2 separate regions of the Homo sapiens genome follow, and region 1 is linked to region 2. A link is an interaction called in ENCODE POLR2A ChIA-PET data of the cell type or tissue named here. Cell type or tissue: PC-3. All regions are shown on one strand. Each heading gives the region's core, and the rest is flanking DNA. Links, peaks and the distances in the headings are about the cores only. Region 1 overlaps CCDC192 (coiled-coil domain containing 192). Region 2 has its middle 120 kb from the start of SLC12A2.

Region 1 (8,804 bases), core at 4,200-6,699, 390 kb before region 2:
GCTTCACAGAAACAATCTTCTCTAAGCCTTCCAGATTGCCCACAGGAGTCTAAGGAGTTTCTTTAAAGAGAGATGTATGGGCTGGCTATGGCGGCTCACACCTGTAATCCCAGCACTTTGGGAGGCTGAGACGGGTGGGTCACGAGGTCAGGAGATCAAAACCATCCTGGCTAACAAGTGAAATCCCGTCTCTACTAAAAATACAAAAAAATTAGCCAGGCATGGTGGCGGGCACCTGTAGTCCCAGCTCCTCAGGAGGCTGAGGCAGGAGAATGGCATGAACCTGGGAGGCGGAGCTTGCAGTGAGAGTAGGTTGCACCATTGCACTCCAGCCTGGGCAACAGAGCGAGACTCTGTCTGAAAAAAAAAATAAAAATAAAAGAGAGAGATGTACAAGAAAGAGAATTTGTCAAAATCCATGACTGATTATATTTGGGATCAGGTGTTATTAAATATACAGTATGTATATAAAAAGTACAAAAATCACATATTTTGTCTCTAAAAGGTTTCATCCATCATTGGTTAGATAAAGCTATTAGACAATGTACTTTAAAGAAGTTGAGATACATTAATATGTGTTAGAGAAAAGTAATGAGGAGGGGAGGGGCTTATGATGGACTTGGCAAAGAAATCATGATTTGGAGTTAGTGTTCTGGAGAGAGTGACTTAGAAATCAACATACTGTTGTGTGGATAAATATTTTATAATTAGCATTAAACATTACAAAGGGTTCAAATTGCATCAGTAAAGCTTTTTAGAGGGAATTTGCTCATTGAACCATGAAAAGGGGGGATTTTCTGCAAAGGAGGCAGACAGAGATTTGCTAGGACCCTAAAGCTAATAAGCAAATTTGGGATAAGCTTGTACTTAGTTTAGCTTTAGTGGGGCTTCTAAGGTAGAGTCCTGTGATATCAGTCATGTTCTTGTTTTACAGAAATACCAGTTTAAGCAGAATAGGTATTAAGTGAAGGCCATGGCTAACTCTCACTCTCCAGGAGAGCCAGAGAACCAGATTTGGAAATGGAAGCTGAAACAATGGTCAAATCACACCACAGAACTTCCCCAGGTAGCTTCCCACTGCTGTATAGTTCTAGCTGGTACCTCTGGCTCTGTGCACTGGAAGCCTCCACTAGAACTTTTGCTTCTAAACAGGGTGTTTCTGCTGTGAACAGAGGGCACATAGCAGCTATTCTTATCTGAATTCTGGCATAAATGTTTCAAGCCTTGCACTGAGGATGCGAGGGAGGCTTCTGCTTTGAGAAAGTGAGGTCTCAAGGTGGGGAAATAACCAAGCTTAGGAAAAGTGTTCAAAGATGGTTGGCAGGCAAAAAGAATGCTATAGTTCCATCACACCCAGTAAGTTTGTGGGTCTCAGATAAAAGAAAATCAAGGCAAGTTCAACTGTAGGCTGGAAAAATATTAGAGTTCTTAATGATTGACTTATTCCATGCTATTTGTTTCTTTAAACCTTGTCCTTCAATATATCTGGATTTAAATTTGTCAAACAAAGGTGATAATGTGATATTATTAGTTATTCATATTGTTAACATTTTTCTTATGAATCATAATTGATTGGATGCTGTGATAGTCTTTCTTTTCCACCTATTACCGGGTGCAATGTCACACCTGTTGGCAGTTGGTGGCTTACAGGTACAGTGCCTTGGAGGAAATAGTGACACCCTAATAAAGTGATTCTCAAATTTAGTGAGTCTTAGGTTCACCTGAAAGCCCTATTTAAAATACAGGTAGAAGAGTTAAAATATGACCCAGCAGTTCTGTTCCTAGGTATATACTGCAGAGAATGGAAATATGTCCACACAAAAGCTTGCACAAAAATGTTCATGGCAACATTATTTACAATAGCAAAAAACTGGTAACAACTCAAATGTCCAGCAATTGATGAATGGATAAACAAAATGTAAAATATTCAACTAATGGAATATTATTTATCCATAAAAAGGAATTCTGGTTCATACTACAACATGGACAAACATTGAAAATACTGTGTTAAGTGAAAGAAGCCAAAAACAAAACTCCACATATTGTAAGATTCCATTGATTGAAAATGTCCAGAATAGGTACTGGTTGCCATTGGCCTGAGGGGGTGAGATGGATAAGGAGTGAGGGAGTGACTGCTAATGGATATGAATTTATTTTTGTATTTATGAAATGTTCTGGACTCCGTAGTGATAGTTGCACAACTTTGTGAATATACTAATATTGCTGAATTGTACACTTTAAAAGGATGACTGCTATATCTCAATAAAAAATAAAAATGAAAACAGATTCTTGAATTATTTCCCAAAGAATCTAAATGCATATCTAGGATGAGGGCTGGAAACATGTATTTTTATTTGGATGCAGCTGATCTCTGAACCACGCTTTTAGAAACATTGCATCTAGTCCTTACATGTGTAAATCTCCTAAGCTATGACATTGTAGAAGTAGTCATACAAATCCACAATTCTTCAAAGTTCATGACCTTGCTTTAGAAAATATCCGTAAAAATAGTACAAATTACTATCAGAAGAGTCTTCAGAATAAAGTATATGAAAAAACCCAGCATAGCTTTTTCCCAAATCACTGCTCTAAAATCAATGGGCGTAGTGATTTTTAATCAACATGATATTTACATATTTTTTTGCTTATAACCTGCTTGCACTCTGGAATAAATAAATTGCTACCTCTTAATGTCACTTGATAAGAGTCTAAAATACTTGAATTTGAATATATAAATCCATTAATTTAGCAAAATTTTAACATCAGTCTTATGCATTGGGTTGACATACTAAAGACTGAGTCTCTAGGACTTTGTCATCTAATGCAGAGGTTTTCAACCTTGGCCACCATTGAAGTCAACTGGGAAACATTTTTTTTAAAAAACGAATCCTGGGTTCTACTCCTAGACATCCAAAATTCTATTGATTTGGAGTACAAACAAGACATGGGGACTTTTAACATTTCCTCAAGTCATTCTAATGTGCAACCAAAGTTTGGAATTACTGCTATCAAGAAGAGATTACATAGAGACCCCATACATAGGTCTTATAGCACATTATGACAAGTGGAATGATCGTGGCTGTCAAAAATTACTATGAGAATTCAGAGGAACCATCCCTAACCCAGGGTGGAGCTGGAGACTGCTCCAAGAAGCCATCAGGTATGCCAGTGATACCTGAGCTGAGTATTAAATTAGGGAGAGGAACTGTCCAAGGGAAGATGGGGGTGGGAGTGATCTAGGCAGAGGAAGTAGCCTGTACAAAGGCAAGGAGAGTTGAAAGAGCCTGGATGTTAGCTAGGGGAAAGGACTGGTAAGGAAAATCCCAAAAGGCATGTCACATATTTTATAGCTGGCTACAGCCATTGGAAGTTTCCTCAGAAACCAACTTGAGTTGGCAATGCTGGGACTTTCAGGTCATGACATCTTCTTGCTTTGTTTCATTTGAGGAAAGGCAACAACTCCTTAATACCCCACATAATGGATTCATAGTAGAAAAAGAAAACCTAGCAGTGCTGGGCTCTTCCTGTGAGATTATTAACTGTTGAAAGGGATCCTAGCTTTCATTATTTGTAAACTGTTTCATACATGTCTACCCATATCCATTTCAATGTCACTTTTCCGGAAGTCCCTGAAACCCATGGCTCCAGATAAAGACCCCCTACTGTCCCTAAATTAAGCCACCATTGAAAGCAAGGAGGGTACACGCTAAGGCAACTACTAGGAAGCGCGCTAACAACGACTTTCCCTCAAGAGATGCCTGCTTCTTTCTTATCCCCAAAAGAACTTCAGGGCTTGGGTAGGCACCACATAATTATGTCAACAGACTCTGCTCTAGGTTCCTGACTCTGTATTCTTACTCTCTCCCCAGTCAGATTGCCATACAAATACAGGCGGTTCTCAGGTAGGGTAAATAACCATGTTATTTCCACAGGAATATTTGAGATTGTAGGGAGGTTGCCTTTATCTGGCAGGGTGGAGTCAGTGATGTGATAATATATGTTATCTTTTTTGAGTCTGGGTGGTCACTTCCATCATGTGACTTTAAAGACCTAAAATGAAAGAAGTTTACATCTTAGCAAACATTTAATGCCACAGTGAAAGATAGCATGGGAGCCAAACCCTCTGATGGTTGTTTCTTTTTAGATGTCTTTACTTCTAAAATGAATCTATTTTATAGATTGCACCATAGATTCTGAAATCCTTTCATGAAGAAGTTTGCTCTTTCTTTAGACCACCACCACGATCCCTATAAAACAATTTACAGGGAGATTCAATAGCAGGTCCAAGGTTAGAGAATCATCTTTGTCATACTTTAGGCAGAAGGAGGTTTAGACTCCTGCTCCTCTGCACAAATGAATAGTCCATGGTCTATAAGGTGCTTGCACTTGCACAGGCAGCCTTAGTTTCCATTCTCAGGGATTATCTTTATCCTTGTTTGTTTTCACAAAGTATTTTAAAGCACACACGCACACACACTCTCTCACACACGTACATCTCTAATATTGAAACTTAACCTTAGCATTTCATCTTCATACTCTTACTGATTGTGTTATTTTAAATGTTCTTATTTTGAGCAGATAATGCTGTGAATTATGTGTGTGAGACTGAACAAAGATAATTTCCCTTAGAACTTTTTCTGTACATCTATGACATTTCATTCTTATTACATTTCTAAATAGGTTATTCTTTAAAACAATTTTACTCAGCCTTTGCTCTGCAACCACAAAATATAGCCAATGAATATTTGGCCAGAAGGTCAATAATATAAAGGCATATAAATTTTAAAATGTCGGCTGGGTGTGGTGGCTCACGCCTGTAATCCCAGCACTTTGGGAGGCCGAGGCGGGTGGATCACCTGGGGTCAGGAGTTCACGACCAGCCTAACCAACATGGAGAAACCTCGCCTCTACTAAAAATACAAAATGAACTGGGCATGGTGGCACATGCCTGTAATCCCAGCTACTCAGGAAGGCTGAGGCAGGAGAATCGCTTGAACCCATGATGCAGAGGTTGAGGAGAGCTGAAATCACACCACTGCACTCCAGCCTGGGCGACAGAGTGAGACTCCATCTCAAAAAATATATGTATCTAAAATAAATAAATTTTAAAATGTCTTCCTTCTCCTTCCTACTTTCTCACTCCCTATGTTAACGATACATACTTTCTACACTCTATAACATAGAAAAACACATATATACATGTTATTTTTTTTAAGTTGATTTTTTGTTTGTTTTTACAAAAATGTGATCTTCTCTATGTATTACTTTTCAAATATATGTATCATCTGTTTCCTTTATCAGTTTGTCAGACATACTTACAACATGACTTTAAATGATATAATCGTAAACTAGTGAAATGTCTACCAAGGATTAATTTAATCTAAATATATTTTAATATAAAAATGTCTCATTAAGTTCGAGATCTCACTTTCCATCTTCCCATGCTCTCTGGTCTCCATCTAGCTAGTCCTTTTCAAACATCATTTTTTCCTCCCATCCCTATAGTATCCACACACTACATGTACACACACACATATACACACACACTGGAAGCTCAGGCAGGCAGAATTCATAGTAACATTGAGTGATGACTAACAGCTAGTGGTGTGCTGGTAAATGTTTAACAACCAGCTTTGGTGGAAGGTGGATGATTTATAGTGTTTGCCTATTTCTGTGGTTTAAATGCATCCTTTCGACATGGCCTTTTTTGAGCTACTGATGTTAGATCAACCAGTTCACATTTCCTGAAATTTTAACAACTGGCTTTCACAAATCTAAATGAGCTGGCTTCAGGCTGCCACTGACAGAGGTTATGTTGTCAACAATAGAAGGTGCTATGATTTATATAAAGTATCCTGTTGTTGGTGGAGAAACTCATCTAGGGGACAGCCTCTTTTTCAGGAAATCCAAAAAGTCATCCCAGACCTCTGCCTTGATCCAAAGTTGACAAGAGACTGGAGAATTCAACTTTCTAAGGATCCCATGAGTCCCTTTTAAATACTTTAGGGATCTTTAATGTAGCTCCCAATCTGGCAACTAAGCTTTTGTGAACTTTATGCGCTTGTCTCCATTTTACCAATGTTGAAGCTAAGAGTTTGCCCAGGCATCCTGCAGGAAGTCTTAAAGCCCAGCTCAGAACCTATTGTCCCTGGCCTCTGGAATTCAGAGTTATAGAAAAAAAGGGAACCTGGGAGATCAAGTACCTCCTCAGGTGGTCCTTAGACCCAATGATGTTTGAAGACCCTTTCCTAGTAGGTGACTATTTCTTCCATGGCAGCATAACTATAACTGCCATAAAGACCCTGAGATAGAAGGTGGTACCCAGAAAGTGTGCAACAGAAGGGCTAACATAACATCCAGCCAACTATGAATCTTCCCACACAACTGAATTATGAAGTTAACTGTAAATATCTCACAAGCTCTATTGGCTAAAAAAGTTAAATCAAGGGACAATAAAGGGAAGATTTAAAGAAATTAAAATGTAAACACAGGTTAGTAACTACTGAACTCTGGCATTTTCCTCCGCTACTTTTAATTAGTTGTCTTCATGCTTTTTGCCTAAGAAACAGGAACTTGCCACTGCAACTCCAGGGACAACATTCTGGGCTTGGTAGGTCCCTGCCTTAGACACGTAATCAGAAAACACTGAAAACTGTTTGCCCTTCTCAGAGCGAAGGGCCTTTCACATTGTCCCTTCATACACTGCTGAGGCTCAGGACCATGGCTGCTTTCAGGCTGTGTCCTCTGAAGAAAGCCTTTTCTATTTCTCATCCCTTTTGGGGTTCAATCTGCCCATGGGTCTTAGGAAACAGAGAGATTAGAAACAGTTAACAGCATTGCTTAAAACCTCATTCATTCCTTTCTAAAATATTTACAGGATGCCTATGGCAGGACATAGCAGTAAGCAAAATAGACTAAATCTCTATCCTCAAAGAACTTATGTCCTAGTGGGGTTAAAAAAAAGACAATAAGCAAATAAACTTGTAAATATATGAAATATCAGATGGTTAAATGGCTAAAAAGAAAAAGAAAAACAGACTATGAAAAGGGAGAGGGGTTCTGGGAGAGGGTGTGCAATTCTTTGCCATGATGTGGTCAGGAAGTCCTCACTGGTGAGTGGATGTCAGAGCAGTGATGTTCAGGGAGTCAGGAAGAGAGCTCTAGGAGCAACTGTGGAAGGACGCTCCCTCAGAGGCTCCAGGAAGGACAAAGATCATTCCTTTAGGGGTCCTAGGAAAGATTTCAGGGCACAGGTCTCTGCAGTCTATGATTTCCAAAGGATAACGGATAAAATGGCCCTCAAGCGTGAAGTGCTGTTGCTGCAGGGTTGGAGGCTCTGCCCAAGTCCTCAGGCCCCTGAGGCCCAGTGAGTGACACCTAGCTTCAGGGTTAGACCATGTCTGCCTTGTAGGCTGGATATCTTCTTGTGGTTCCAGGTCTTAAGACAAGGTTTCCAGGGAGAGAAAGAACCAGGGCCCTCTCAACGCTCCTCAAGAAACGCCCCAAATCCACAAAAACACCACATTACTCTCTGATGAAGATAACCCTGCCTATCAGCTCTGCATCGCAAGAGGTCAGCCCAGGCAAACCTGCTACTCCCCAAAAGCATCTCTCATGGGGTTTTATTGATTTGTGCTTCTCCTCTGAGTACTTGCTGACAGCAATAGTGCAGCGACAGTAATCTCATTGTACAGGTGTCTCTCCCACACTTTGTACGGGTCAAGTCTGTCTTTTCAAATCTGTGGGTACAGGTGATGTTGACAGAGCCTGGAGCTGTTTACAACTCGCCTCTTTCCTCTACCATCTGCCCAGGTCTTGGGTCAGAGAGAATCCCTCTGCTTTTGATTGTTGAGTGCCAGGTTGATCTATTTGCCCTTGAGATCATCCAGAAGTCTCCATTATGCCACATGAGTGGGTGTCACATTTTAATAGATTCTTAACATATTCTTCTCTCACCACTGATTTTACTTATTCAATTTCCCACACTGAAGACTATTTTATTAATGAACTACCCTTTCTCCACCTATGAATTAAAGGTGGCTAAACTCTACTAGGCCAGCTTTCCCCTGTGCCAGCCAATAAATTTCTATTTTCAAGCCTTGTTGGAGTTTCTGCCTTATATCTAAAAAACCATTTAACAGGTGGGACTGTTCTCATTGGAAAGAGCTGTCCTCAAAGCTTCATTCCCTCTCTGACCTCCAGAGTCACCCTAGGGTCACCCTGAGAGTCCTTCTTGTAGGCCTCAAAGAGGTCAAAGGATTTTCCTTAGTGCCTCTCTACAATCGTGTTTCAGAAGTGTTATTAAAATTGGTGAAAGGCTTTCTGTTCCAACTGTGCCTACACAAAAGAATCATTATTAATTGGACCTTTAGTTGCCAACTGACCAATTTTTTCTTTGCTGATGGAAATCATGGGCTTTTCCAAAATGTGCAGTCCTCATGTCACCTAGCACAACAGGCCAACCAGAGGCCACATCAGCTGTGTGTGCACCTCCACCCAATAGCAAGGTTTCTAACCATGAAGCACACTCAGGGAAGAAATGAGAGCAAACTAATGAAAGGCCAAAAACTTCTATTACTACTGCTTGCCCTTAGGGAAATATTAGGCCTAAAGGAGCCTATCTTCAAGGACAGGATGAAGGTTAAAAGATGTGCTTCCCTTAAGAAAACAATTAGCAGCTGTGCTAGGGTTTCCTTGAGACACTAACAATAATATCAACAACTTCTTTCTTAGCTGTTAGAAAGGAAAGAAAAAGGATAGTGAGAATAATGTAACCTTTAGTTTTGATTGAGAAAGGTACCGGA
Region 2 (8,804 bases), core at 2,824-5,323:
TGCCACCATGTAAGATGTGCCTGCTTCCCCTTCTGCCATGATTGTAAGTTTTCTGAGGCCTCCCCATCAATGTGGAGCAGTGAGTCAATAAAACCTGTTTTCTTTAGAAGTTATCCAGTCTCTTTATAAATTACCCATTTCTTCATAGCAGCGTGAAAACGGACTAATGCACAGGGGTATAGAGTTTGGTGACTAGCCATTGGACACACAGGCAGTCTCTGCCCCATCTAAGCCTGGGATGCAGGTTCCTTGACTGTGGACCTTGCATTGTGGGCTATTTACTGTTTGGCCTCATCTTGCCCCTTTTCTTTGATGAGACTCAACATTTCCCTTTGGGATGAGGCACTTTCTCTCTGGCTAGGGTGGGGCTGATCCACTCAGGCTTTGATGGTGTTTATATGACTCTGGCCTGGGTTGTCAAAGTGATTGGTCCGTAAACAAAATCCTGCTCTAAGTTGGGCTAAGAGCAGGCAGCTGCAGCTTCTAGCCCCTTTGGGAGAGAAGTGTGCTTATAGTTTTAGCTTCTAGCCCCTTTGGTATGGAAGTGTGCTTTTGACTGCATTTGCTAGTGTGGCTTTTATGGACTGAAGATTCGTATACCCCCTCCACCCCCTAGTATTCATCTGTTGAAGCCCTAATCCCCAATGTGACTATATTTAGACATGGGGCTTTTACAGAAGTAATTAAAGTAAGGTAATAAGGATAGGGCCTAGATCCCACAGGATGAGAGTACATAGAAGAGGAAGAGAAACCAGAGGTTGCTCCCTCTCCACATGCTTGCACTGAGGAAAGGCATGCACTGTGGACAGAAAACACAGCGGGTGGCCAGGTGCAAATCAGGAAGAGTCCTCACAGGAACCAAACCTTGCTGGCACCTTGATCTTAGACTTCTCAGCTGCTGGAACTGTGAGAAATACATTTCTGTGATTTAAGCCACTCACTCTAATGGTATCTTACTATGGCAGCTTGAACTAACACAGTGGTAAAAGGTCAGCTGGGGGCTACTAGTCATCATCTCTGCCACCAAGTGAGAAAGCCAACAGAGGCAAGAAGAGCTGAGAGTGGGAGTGACAAGGGGTGTGGACCCCTGGACTGTTCATGATCCAAGCCAATACGTTTTAACCAGCTTTGATATATCGTTCATATACAACTTCCCCTCTTAAAGTGTATAATTCAATGGATTTTTATATATTCACAGATATATACACAGGTGCAACTATCACCAGAGTCATATTAGAATATTTCTCTCACCTCAGAAAGAGCCCCCATTTCTTCTGTTTACTCCCCTATGTTCCCATCCTTCCCAGCCCTAAGCAATCACAAATCTACTTTGTTTAACATTTGCCTATTCTGTATACTTCATATAAACAGAATAATATGGCTTGTGTGTCCGGCTTCTTTTACTTAGCATAATATTTCCAAGTTTCATCCATGTTATGGTGTATGTCAGTACTTCATTTCTATGGCTGAATAATATTCTGTCCTATGGATATATGACATTTTGTTAATCCATTCATCAGTTGAATGTTTGGATGTTTCCACCTTTTGTCTATTAGGAATATTTTGTGTTCATTTATGTAGATATGTTTTTATTTTTCATGAGTGGATTTGAATGGAACTTCTCTTGACTAGAATTCCACCTTAAGAACGAAATCACTGACTCATATGACCATGTTTAATTTTTGAGGAATTGCCAGGCCTTATTCCAAAGTGGCTACATTATTTACATTCCCACCCACACTGTATGAGGGGCTCTGATTTCTCAATATCCCTGCCAATACTTATTAATATCCAACTTTATTCATTCTAGCCATCCTAGTAGATGTGGTGGTATCTCACTGTGGTTTTGATTTGCATTTCCCTGATGAATAATGATGTCAAGCATCTTTCCATATGTTTATTGACCATTCTGTATCTTCCTTGGGGAAAGGTTTATTCAGATCCTTTGCCCATTTTACTTTATACATTCTATATACAAATTTCTTATCAGAACTTTTCCTTTGTTTTGCTTGTGCTTTTTATGTTAAATGCAAGAATTTATTGCCAAATCTAAGGCCATGAAGATTTGTCCTTAGGTTTTCTTCTAATAGTTTTGTAGCTTTAGCTTCTATATTTAGGTATTTAATTCATTTTAAATTAATTTTTGTATATGGCATGAGATAAGAGTTGAGCTTCATTCTTTTGCTTGTGGCTATCCAGCTGTCCCAGCACCATGTGTTGAAAACACTCTCCTTTCCCTATTGAATGGCCTTGACATCTTTATTGAAAATGAAAATGAGTCGACCACAAACACAAGGATGTATTTCTGAACTCTTAGTTCCGTTCCACTGATCCTTGTGCCAGTACCACAGTGTCTTGATTACTGTTGCTTTATTGTAAGCTTTGAAGTCAGAAAATGTGAGTGCATGCACTTTGCTTATATTTTCAAGATTGTGTTGGTTATTCTGGTTGACTTGCAATTTTGTATGAATTTTGAAGTCAGCATGTCAGTTTCTACAAAGAAGTCACATGGGATTCTGATAGAGATTATGTTACATCTGTAGATCAATTTGGGGAGTTCTGCTATCTTAATGTTAAGTTTTCTGATCCATGAACATGGATGTCTTTCAATTTATTTAGATTCTCTTGAGTTTGTTTCAACAACATGTTGTGGCTTTCAAAGTATGTTTGGCATTCTTTTTTGTTAAATTTATTCCTAGGTATATTATTCTTGTTGAAGCTATTGTGAATGGAATTGTTTTCTTAATATTATTTTTGAATAGATCATTCCAAGTGTGTAGAAATACAATTTTTGTATTTTGAGCCCATCTATATTTGTTTACCTTAATTCTGCTTGAATTGTGTTTTTGGTATTTGGAACTGAAAAAATGCTGTATTAGTCCGTTTTCACGCTGCTGATGAAGACATATCTGAGACTGGGAAGAAAAATAGGTTTAATGGACTCACAGTTGCACATGGATTGTGAGGAAGGCCTCACAATCATGGCGGAAGACGAAAGGCACTTCTTACGTGGTGGCAGCAAGAGAATGAGAAAAAAGTGAAAACAGAAACCCCTTATAAAGCCATCAGATCTCCTGACTTATTCACTCACACAAGAACAGTATGGGGGAACTATCCCCATGATTCAATTATCTCCCACTAGGTCCCTTCCACAACATGTGGGAATCATGGGAGAACAATTCAATATAATATTTGGGTGGGGACACAGAACCAAACCATATCAAATGCTAACCAATACTAGACTGTGCCATAACTGGAATCCCCAAAAATCTGGGATGTAGAAATATATATGACAGTGTTTATAAAGAGCTTTCACATGACTTTATTTGATCCCCACTTACTTTGGGAGATGTGCAAAGCAGTATTTTTATCTGTATTTTAAAGATGAGGAAATTGAGGCTTGAGAGAAGCTAAATGACTCACCTAACCCTCAGCTTAGTAAGTGGTTCTTAGCAAGCCATAACCGTGGTCTTCTGACCCCTGTACCAAAGCCTTTCATGTAGCCTTAACCCCCATCTTCTGACCCCCATACCAAAGCCTTCCTGAAGGGCTCACAGAGCCCAAGAGAGGTACGTTGTTGCCACTCTTCCTCTTTTTAAGAGACAGAATCTTGCTCTGTTGTCCAGGCTGGAATGCAGTGGTGCAGTCTGAGCTCACTGCAGCCTCAAACTCCTGGGCCCAAGTGATCCTGCCACCTAAGCCTCCCAAGTAGCTAGGACTACAGGCACAAGCCACCATGCCCAGCTAATTTTTAAAATTTTTTATAGAGACGTGATCTTGCTGTGTTGCTCAGGCTGATCTCAAACTCCTGGCATCAAGTGATCCTCCTGCTTTGGCCTCCCAAAGTGCTAGGATTATAGTTACAAGCCTCTGTACCTAGCGAGAGATACTTTTCTGATGGGTCTGCCAGGAAGCAAGGGTGGAGAAGGGAAGCATTGCCTCAAACAACAATATAGAGCAGAGGTGTTCAATCTTTTGGTTTCCCTGGGCCACATTGGAAGAAGAATTGTCTTAGGCTACACATAAAACACTAACAATGGCTGATGAGCTTAAAAAAATTACAAAAAAACTCATTTTAAGAAAGTTTACAAATTTGTGTTCGGCCGCATTCAAAGCCATTCTAGGCCACATGCAGCCCATGGGCCATGGGTTGGACAAGCTTGATAGAGAAGCAGAGTCTCAGAAAATGAGTCATGACTGAGGTAGAAGATCAAGGAATTAAATTCTAGTGCTCACCCTAAGGAAAAATGAATACTTATCAACTGGAGAAACTTTTTTTTAAGGCTTCATTCTAAAGAGCATGGAAAATAAAACCTCACTCTCCCCTGTCCCAAAATAAGTATTTGTGGTAGATAATGTATACTATTTTAGGGACTTTACAAACTTTATAAACTACAAGGCTGAGAGCTAAGAAGCCCAATTGGCTCTGCAACTCTTTTACTTAACATAATTATAATGAACGTTGAGTCAAAGGCAATTTAGTACAGTGTGTACTGCACTTGGTATATTTCTAAACATGGGAATTAAGGCCAAGGAGGGAAGGCCATTACTTGGCCCGAATATTGAAAACTTTCTTTGTAATTGCACTCTGCTGTAGGTCATCATTTTTTAGTTTAAAAACTGTTTCAACCATATTTTCATGCTTCAGTAGGACTATGATAAATATCATTGTATGTATTAACAGTGTCTGTCAACACGAAAAGGAAGAATGGATCCAAAACTCTCCATCTAGCTCTTAATTCAATCAAACTGAAATTGCTCCATTTAAAAAATAAATGTGTTTTCTTTTAGTTCTTACTTATAGCAGATAGTGATGGGAGACAGTAGGCAGTACCAATAGTACCTGTTTTTTGGTTGCCAGATCTCCTGTGATGGGCAGGGCTCACAACCAGAATGCCAATCTTCTTGTGGTTCACCAAAAGAAGGAGTGTCAGTGATGGAGGTGGAAGCCTGTACTCCATTTCATAATAATCTGTGGTTGAGAGAGATTAGGAAATTCCTCATTCATTAGAAGCCTCACCTATTACAACTAATAACATTTTGTAATGATTCCATGCCCGTTTGAGAACTAGAAATCCTGTTTATGATTATTGATTATTGCATATGAAGATTATAACACAAAGAAATGATACATGTTGGATGTCATATTCTAAATACCCTGATTTGATCATTACACATTGTATGCATATATTGAAATATCATATCTACCCCATGAATATGTAAAATTACTATGTACCAATAAAAATACATTTTTTAAACTGCAAAAAAAGATTATAAAGAAGTTTTTGTATTTAGAAACATGTGCACATATATTCACCTCTATAAACCTAAGATGATGGCAGAGAGGGCATAGATAAAAATATTAAACCCAAGTTGAAAGTTAAGCTGGCATTCAGAAGACAATGATCTGCAGTATTGAGATAGACTGTCTACTACATGCAGAGGCCTGGAGTTCAGAACAGGAGGCTGAGGTAAGAAAGATACCCATGCTCAGTCCAAAAGCTGACAAATATAGTACACACTCCATACTATCACTGTCCAATGTCACAGTGACACCCAACTGAGTGGGTAAAAAGCTTCCAGCAAGGCCCACCAAGCTGAAGTGCTTTCCTAGTCTGCTCCCATCAAGAGTTCTGTGGAGGACAGCCCTACTGCTCTCCAGTACAACTTGACCAGAACAAAGGCTCAGAACAACTTAGACCCCACCTGCCACCAGTAGGGAATTCTCTCCTTCTCCAGCCAGGAGAGGCAGCCAGCTTGGTTAGAGCAAAGAGTTGGTCTTATGCTCTATTCTTCCCCTTTCCCTTTCTTGTATCCCATGGAGCTGAATGAAGAGCTAGAAAACAGCTCTGTTCTTATTTCAGGTAATTTTTCCCCTTCCTCCTGCCACATACCCAAGAGAATAAGCTCCTTTCCTCCCTATTGCCTTGGAACAGTTCCTTACACATCACTGATTCTTAATGAATTGTGTTAAAATGAATCTGTAATCAACTTTGCTATGCTCATGGGTCTGTTTACCACAACGATACTGACAACGAAGGGTAGTTTTGTGGTTGCTTTTCCATTTATGTGTCTACCTGGTTTTGCTTTAAAGATGAGGAAAAAATTATTTCTTGCCTCTTCTAGCTGAAGCCCTGAGTACTGATTAAGAGTTTATTTGGGACCAGGTGCAGTGGCTTACACCTGTAATCCCAGCATTTTGGGAGGCCAGGGTGGGAGGATTGCTTGAGCCCAGGAGTTCAAAACCAGCCCGGGCAATATAGGGAGACCCGGTTTCTATAAAAGTTTATTTGGCCTTTGGGAAATGTCTATCCCAGGTAATAGTGGCCAGTTTCTTGAGAGATTACCAAAGGCTGAGTCAATAAAATCCCTCAAAAAATTACAAATGTATTTATACAAGAAAGCAAATGAAAGCATCCAGGAAAAAAATGTTCACAAACACAAATTCAAAAACATACAAATTAAAGCAAATTTGAGGTGCCACTTACAACTAAAGAAACATCATAACATGATAATATATACTAATGTGTTTGTAGTGAATCTGACTTATTTCTACAACAGCTTAGGAAGTGATATGACAATACTAATGAATGTCTACTGACAGTATTTCAGGGAGCGCAACTCCGCAATGTAAATGGTGGCCCTGTAAACAAAAGTGTTTTTATCCAATAATCTTTGCTCCTGGAATTTTTTCTGAACCTCAAAGGGCACATAGAACAGGAGATTAAAGTTCATGGCATGCTCAAAAACAATTGAGTTCTTCACCAGCAATCCTCAAAAAAGAAAATCCTAAAGGTTGTTCTTGAGAATAGAAATACATTAAATTCAGAAAGAATGGCTTAGATATAACAATAAATAAAGAAAAAAGAAAATGGCTAATATATGGGTAAAACTTACTAAGTATTGACCCTAACTAGCAATAATTTCTTATGTGGATTTTTTAGAAAGTAAGAATTAAATCAATGACTAAAATATAAATTTGACTGGGCATGATGGCTCATGCCTGTAATCCCAGCTACTTAGGAGGCTGAGGTGGGAGGATCACTTGAGGCCAGGAATTCAAGGCCAGCCTGGGCAATATAACAAGACCCTATCTCTACGAGAAAGTTAAAAAAAAAAAAAGGAAAGAAAGAAAAAAAATTGAGCCAGGCATGGTGGCTTGTGCCTATAGTTCTAGCTACTGAGGAGGCTAAGGCAGGGGGATTTCTTGAGCCTAGGAGATCAAGGCTGTAGTGAGCTATGATTGAGCCACTGTACTCCATCTTGGGCAACAGAGTGAAACCTGTCTCTAGGGGGAGGAAAAAAAGGATATCTTCCAAATTAAGAGAAGGAAAAAGGTAAAAAATTCTCAAGCAATCTCCAAAAAGGAAATATGGAAGGAACAAACAAAATACAAAATTGTAATTACACTAAAGCCATATGGGTCATATCCTCCAGTTAAAAGAAAAAAGAATGCTTGTTTAGAAAAACAAAAAAAAACCCAACCATATGTTGTTTAACAAGAGATAAATCTAGATAATATGAATATGAATACATCTAAATATAAATATTTAGATACATCTAAATAATATAAATATATTTATATTATTTATATATTAAATCTATATATTATACATCTAAATAACATAATTTAGATACATCTAAATAATATTTATATTATTTTATTATATAGATTTATTTATATAAATTTATATATTTATAAAATTATATATATTTTAATATATAAAATATATAATTATATATAAATATATATAATTATATATATAATAAAAATACATAAAATGATTATATTTAGATACATCTAAATAATATTAATGATAAATAGTTGAGATTAAAATGATGAAAGAGTATACCTGATAAAAGTATAAAGAAAAGAAGACTGGTGTGGTCTATATTAATATCAGACAAAAGAAACTTTCAGGCATAAAGCATTACTTAAAAATAAAGTTGCTCTTGAATGATAAAAGGTTTAAGGGAGAGATAAAATAACTTAAGATTTGCATGCATTTAATAGCATGTATGATAGAGGAAATGAAATCAGTATTTCCAAGAGATATCTGCACTCTCATGTTCATTGCAGCTAATAGCCAAGATATGAAAAAGACCTAAGTGTCCATTGACAATGAATGGATAAAGAAATTGTGTTGTATATGTATATACAATGAAATATTATTTCACCTTAAAAAGGAAGCAAATCCTGCCATTTGCGACAACATGGATGAACCTGAGGGTGTTAGGCTAAGTGAATTAAGTAAGACAAAGAAAGGCAAATACTGTATGATTTCACTTATATGCAGAATCTAAAAAAAGCTAAACTCATAGAAATGGATCATAGAATAGTGGTTGCCAGGGGCTGGGGGGTGGGGGAGATGGGGAAATAATGGTTAAAGGGTACAAACTTTCAGTTTTAAGTTCTGGGGATCTAATGTACAGCATAGTGACTATAACAATACTGTGTTGTACACTTGAATTTTGCTAAAAGAGTAGCTCTTAAATGTTATACAAAAAAAATAACTAGGTGAAGAGATAGCTAGCTAACTTGATTGCAATAATTATCTTGCAATATATACACATATTAAATCATCACACTGTACACCTAACAGTAATACAATTTTGTCAGTTACACCTAAATAAAGCTGGAAAATAAAAAAACCTCCCATAAAAAAGAAAATAGATAAAAAATTTACATGCATTTATTATACAGTCTCACAATATATAAAGGAAAGTTGACAGACCTACCAGGAGAAACAGACAAGTCTAAAATCATAGTAACAAATTTTAACAGGTCTGTGTAATTGAAAGAA

The links. Peaks named below come from ENCODE experiments on the same cell type or tissue, not always from the same donor. Only the 100,000 strongest peaks of a DNase experiment are listed, where the experiment ranks them.
Region 1: POLR2A ChIA-PET joins it to region 2 with 6 read pairs; 2 of 35 experiments call an interaction of 5 or more read pairs at or near these places.

The regions. Positions count from the first base shown.
Region 1 is chr5:127,815,508-127,824,311 of GRCh38, forward strand. The region is part of intron 5 of CCDC192 (coiled-coil domain containing 192); the gene reads left to right. Among named protein-coding and RNA genes, the nearest start is that of CCDC192, 120 kb to the left of the region's middle. In PC-3, for the core only: no CTCF peak of the experiment used is centred there; a DNase peak (open chromatin) is centred at 5,644; H3K27ac peaks cover 473 bases.
Region 2 is chr5:128,203,096-128,211,899 of GRCh38, forward strand. No RefSeq gene overlaps it. Among named protein-coding and RNA genes, the nearest start is that of SLC12A2, 120 kb to the left of the region's middle. In PC-3, for the core only: no CTCF peak of the experiment used is centred there; no DNase peak of the experiment used is centred there.